Linked DNA regions of Homo sapiens: region 1 is linked to region 2. The links are chromatin loops, found by intact Hi-C in ENCODE. Cell type or tissue: heart right ventricle. All regions are shown on one strand. Links, peaks and the distances in the headings refer to the core of each region. The heading gives the core; the rest is flanking DNA. Region 1 has its middle 16 kb from the start of LINC01898. Region 2 overlaps ZNF407 (zinc finger protein 407).

The links. A loop is a pair of places that touch in the nucleus more often than their neighbours do. Peaks named below come from ENCODE experiments on the same cell type or tissue, not always from the same donor. Only the 100,000 strongest peaks of a DNase experiment are listed, where the experiment ranks them.
Region 1: a loop joins it to region 2, with 4 times the contacts of the local background. A loop is called at or near these places in 24 of 110 quality-filtered maps.

Annotation. Positions count from the first base shown.
Region 1 is chr18:75,726,614-75,729,439 of GRCh38, forward strand. No RefSeq gene overlaps it. Among named protein-coding and RNA genes, the nearest start is that of LINC01898, 16 kb to the left of the region's middle. In heart right ventricle, for the core only: a CTCF peak has its summit at 1,035; a DNase peak (open chromatin) is centred at 1,028.
Region 2 is chr18:74,651,152-74,653,977 of GRCh38, forward strand. The region is part of intron 3 of ZNF407 (zinc finger protein 407); the gene reads left to right. Among named protein-coding and RNA genes, the nearest start is that of ZNF407, 55 kb to the left of the region's middle. In heart right ventricle, for the core only: a CTCF peak has its summit at 1,422 (motif pointing right); no DNase peak of the experiment used is centred there.

The sequences.
Region 1 (2,826 bases), core at 24-2,523, 1.1 Mb after region 2:
TGTAGAGTGAATAATGTTGGAATTTTAGTTTTTCAATTTCAACATAAAAGCAGAAGGGGATCGTATTTTTGGGCTTTGTGGTTTGTTTTTGTTTTTTTTTTTTCTGAGAATTTTATAATGGGAGGTGGTCTACAGTCGGGTCTGGGGCATTTGGTGCTGCTGCCACTGCTCTGACGTCTCAGGAGTGGTTGGTGGAGGGTGCAATTGGTGGAGGGGGCAGTGCCTGTCCATAGTGGGGTGGGGCCTGTCTGTGATAAGGCAGAAACAGGGCAGAAGATTCGGCAGAACATGGTTCAAAACAGCGGTGAAAGAAAAATAAAGAATTCCATCACGGGTATTCCATCCACCGGGATGCACCTTGTTACAACTGGGTCCAATCCCGTCACAGTCAGGTGCCGCCTGTCCTTCTGCTAAGCCCTTCTCCCCTCTCCCTGTGCTCCTGGGACTTGCATGTGTACTCACAGGGTTCCTCCCACCGTTATTCAGACCTCCGCTCATTTTATTTCCTTTCTCTCTTCCTCATTATATCCAATGGTGTTTGTGACCCTTTCTTTGTGGTCCAGCCGAAATGCTGTCTATTCCATCACACCTCTGATAGTCTATTTATAAGGCATCTCTCTCCTTTTAACTTCTGTGTCCAGTTATCTATACCCTTCTTGTGGTACATATCCCTTTATATATCCCCATTGTCATTATTTGTTAAACTTAATATCTTCTTTACTAGGGAGAAATTCTTCAAAGTCAGGATATATATCTATAGTAGCTTTGCAGGTCATAATAACAATAGCAAGTCTGTGAGATTTATGTCCTTCCAGATAGTAAGGCACAAAAGCCCATTGTGAGTTGCTCCAGTGATGTGATGCTGGTGAGAATGGACAGAGTGACACAGAAGAGCAAGAACCCCCCAGGCAGCCCCTCGGTGGAAGGGAATGTGGTTGCCAGCAGCGGATCCAATGGCCCACGAGTGCCATGGTGCTGGGTTTGCGTCTTTCCTCTGCCACACAAGCCATCTTTACAGCCCCTGGCGCCCCCTGGCTGCTGCTTCATGAGTGACTTCTGCTCACCACCTGCTCTCTTTGTTCTCTTAGCAGCTGTGTTTTCCTGTCATCTCCCTCCCTGTCTATGCTACATGCCTCTTTCCTAAAGAGAGGGTCAAACTGGGCTGGCCCATGTCATCCAGTATGGAGCAATCCTCTTCTGATGAGCGCTCTCGCCTTGCCTCACTGGATCCATAAGCAAAAGCTGCTTTGTCCATCCTCTTTAACACAATGAGACCACAGCAATGAGGCCAAACCCACAATCAAGTGATCCAAGCTTGATTACCAGGGGTCACAGACACCTCCACAAGTTACTATGGGCATAGCAGCTTTCTTATGTTTCCTCAAAAATGAGTATTGTAATATTTCCTGGCCTCACTGTTACGATAGCATTTTGGGTATCTACTGTGAACCAGTTATCATGCTAGATACATCCAAATCAATCTCTCACTTAATACAACATCCTTAATGGATCAGGTACATCTGGCACTGTGACTTCCTCACAGAGAATAAGTAGCTTTTCTAGTCACACAGTGGGTGGAGAAGGGCCAGCTCTAAGGTCGCTCTCAGAGTAGCCTTACTTAGGAATGCAATTGATCTCTCTATATCTGAAGTTCATGCCTTCCTGCATTGATGAATAATATGCTCTTCTCCTTCCCTTCTCCTGGAGCAATTTCTTTTTAATAGTCTTCTAATTATGAGCTCTTTAGCATCAAGTTTGTGTGAGAGTCGTGTCTTATACTACCTTGGGCTAAACTGTGTTTAATTTAGGCTTTATACTGATATTTTTTCAAATTCTTTCTTATCTTCATTGTTATTTTCTCTTTAGGATCTTTTCCATTATTTTTATTCATTCTATGTCATAGCAACTTGACATAGAATGTCCTGTCCCCTGCCTCATGTTCAGGCTGGAGTCCTCGATCAGGTGCCTCCTCCTTCCTCTAAGTCCTTGTCAGATGCACCCGTCACTCAGACGCCATCAGCAGCGATCCAGAAGGCTACATGCTCCGGCTTTTATTTTCAATCTAGCTACACATATTCCACATCCTTTTTCCTCTTTCAAAGTCAATAAAAATAAGTTTCAGGATTTTTTAAGGTCTCTCATTTATTCTCACATGAATCAGCAGAGATGAGTAACAGTCATAGGTTTGATGAATCCTGGCAGTTCCTCCATCATCCCTGGGAAGAGAGAACCTCTCACTACCCATGTCAGGGCGATGCGTGCCTGCCCTCATGCCCTTCCTGGAAAATTGCAATGTCTCCCATTCCCGGGTGAATAACACATCCATGGAAACCTGGGGCTCTTTTCCCCTCGCAATGTGAGAGATATTAGGTCTTCATAAGAAACAGCTCTGTTCTGTGTGGCAAAAACCTGACTGATTATTTTCACTAAACTCTGAGCTTCCTATTGGCAGGGTGCTTGCATCCTCACAGCACTATTACAGTTTTTTTTAATAATTCTTTTCTGGATAATTTTCTCTAACCTAATTAGGAGCTCTTCTAAGAAAGCTCAAATAGACAGGAGCGTTGGGGAGAGAAATAAAGACAAAGAGAGAGAGAGAGAGTGAGGGAGAAAGAGAAGGAGAGAGCGATTTCTCAAGTCTTTGTATCTTCTGTCTTCATAAGACATCTTATTGGTAGTGACGGCTTTAAGCAGGAGATGTGCCTAACTTTCTGGTCAGTGAAAACATCTTTTCAAAAGCCCCAAATGTGGGATTGGAAATTGAATTAGAGTCTTTCCTTCCTCTACAAAACTTTACCTATATCTGTTCACCTTGGACTGTTGGTG
Region 2 (2,826 bases), core at 272-2,771:
AAGAGCACATTAAAAATACCCTGTTTGGAAAATGACAGTTTTAAAAATAGACAAAATTATATGTTAGTTATGAAGAGCGATGGAATTTATTGAGCCGAAATGTTTTGAAGGAGATTTAAGAATCTTGCACTTTGGGAAGAAGTTAATGACTGATTAACAACAGCAATTAAAAGATGAGGAAAAGGTATATAATTAAAATTGCAGTACTTGCTTTGTCAAGTACGAGTGTCATCTATTGTGTACTTGTTAAAAGCTGAAGAAAAAGAAACCAGCATTTAATTTCAGCCCGGTTTTGAAGAAGAGGCCGATAATTTGCCTGTAGATGCCTGCGTGAAGGTTGTAACTCATGTTTAAGCGAGACTGTGTCATTAGAAGTTCACAGCCATGTATTTTCTGTTGACAGTCATCGACAGAGAATATTTGGCAGTCAGAAGTAATTTAACTTAATTAATGGGATGCATATTTGATGGAGGAATAAAATATTCAGGCTCAGCAAAGTGGAAAAAAGGAAAGATTTAGTGGGAGTAAAAGGTTGAAGAATGTAATTTGTGCATTCATTCTGCTGCTCAGAATTATGAATTGTCTTGCAGAGATATAAAGCCGAGGTGATCCTTAGATGGAAATGTGCTGTCCCTCAACAAAGAGAGCAATCAAGATGACAGTTCATGATTTAATTGATGCCAGAGTGAACTTGCTCTAACAAATAGGGACATCACATTATTTTGAAAACTCTGCTGGAGTAGTTAGTCGTTGGATTGTTAAATATTCATTGTAACTTCAATGTTATAGCATTGCTGTGTCTATACTGAGTACAGACCAGTGAAATCTGTCACAGAGCCCTTAATCTCTCCTGTCAGATTTTAATTGACTTCCTGTAGGTAAAGATGACTTCATGGAAAGTTTGCTCAAGAATTTGATATCATCAAGTAGAGCAGCTTTTCCATTCAAGTACAGTATAGTCCCCCTTTTTTCTACCCTTTTAAAGAGGCTTTTGAAAATATTATTCAGAGCTATAATGTAGGAAATCACTTAAAATTACAGCAGAAAAATATCTAAAGATCAAAGTTAAGTACCTTTTTATAGCGTTGCCAAAATATTCAGCATATTTCTGTTTCCTATCATTATCTAAAACACATTTGATTGTTGGAAGACAGCAGTATGATTATATTTCTAGAAATAAAGGGTTTTAATACTTGCTAGGGTTTTTATTCATCGAGCAATTTCAAAATACATCGTAGCCTTTTCCTGTTTAAACTAAATATAAAATAAAAATATATATCATGGAAACGTTACTGTGGAACTTACGGTATTTTAATCTTTATTATTTGTTTTTGCTTATTACATGAATATTGCTTATATTTTCCCCCCATGCTGAGAACTTAAACTAAGGCAGTTAGATGTAAAAATCATGAAGGACCAGCAGAGGGCAATATTATGTTACTCTAACACTTCTACTGGGGTAAGTTTTGTGATTGAAACAATACAAAAGGTTTTCAGGGGTGGGTGCTATATTTTTCTCCATTAGTTTCATATTACAACTTCCCGAGGTGCTTCCTCCCTTGGTCTGAAAAATCAAAACAAAGAACTATTGGCAAAACTTTCCTAAGTCAGAACCAATGCACATAACACAGTTTAGTTTCTCCTTCGGTAAATTACATTTTCTCAGTTTCAGTCACCTCTCACATATAGGGTATGTTAGGTGTTTATAGCTGATCATTAGTGAGTTTGGAATAAATTTAAGCTTGCATTTCAAATCAGTCATATAAGCTATGACTGGACATGTTCCATAAAAACAAGGGAGGTTATTAGCAAAGCTTGCTAGATGTGGATTGGTTGAAAAACGGAAAATTCTAGAGATTTGAAATTTATTAAACAATTTATATTTGACTCCACACCCTATGTTCTGTATTTAGATTTTGTAGAATTCACTGAACATGGTTTGTGTGATGTGACATTTTGTTGAACCAAATTAAGCCTATCAAGATAGCCATAGATGTCTGTGGTAAGGAAATTGATGTCATTGCAGTTCTCTTGGATATATGGTTTTCCAATCAAAATATCTAGTTGCTATGAAGTTTTCTGTTTGGCTATTGTAGATTATGCTGTTTTAGTTGCAGGGATTTCAAGTTGAATCTCTTTAAAAGTTTATTTAAGCGTCATATTCTCAGTTGTCTATATTTTGAGTAACAAAAGAATATTGTGTCCATTAAACCTGCCATTTGCCAACTGAAGTTAGTAATAGTAACTTAGGTTTAAACACCTAGAAAATGATGGGCCTTTTTATGTCTATGGTTTATAAAATTATAATTTTGTAATCTCAGTATATTATTAATATATATTTGCAGAACTATTGTGAAATATTACTAACCATAAAAGTTGAATCTATTTTTGACTCAGATCTTTAGTATAGGGACAATGGGTTTTTAGCAATTAAATGCTAAATATATTTAACATGTATCGATATGCTTATATTTATTGAATCTTCATATATTGATTCATAGTGATTAGTTTCAATTTCAGTAATGTCTTTTACAAAATAGCGATACTACAAACTAACATGTTGGAAAAAAGCTCATGCTTATACATTATTTAAAGCATCAGTAGATTATCAAAAACTAACGTAATTATGCACACTTAGTGTTTCCTTATGATAACTTATTGAAATGATGTATGCTATTTGAAATAAAATGATGATTTTAGCTATTTTTTAGAAAAAAATGAATTGACATTGTTGGCTTATGTGTTATCATGAACATGCTAATATATTATTCATTGGACTCCTTTTTTTGAGTGAAATTTATGTCCATCGATATAATTTTAATGAGT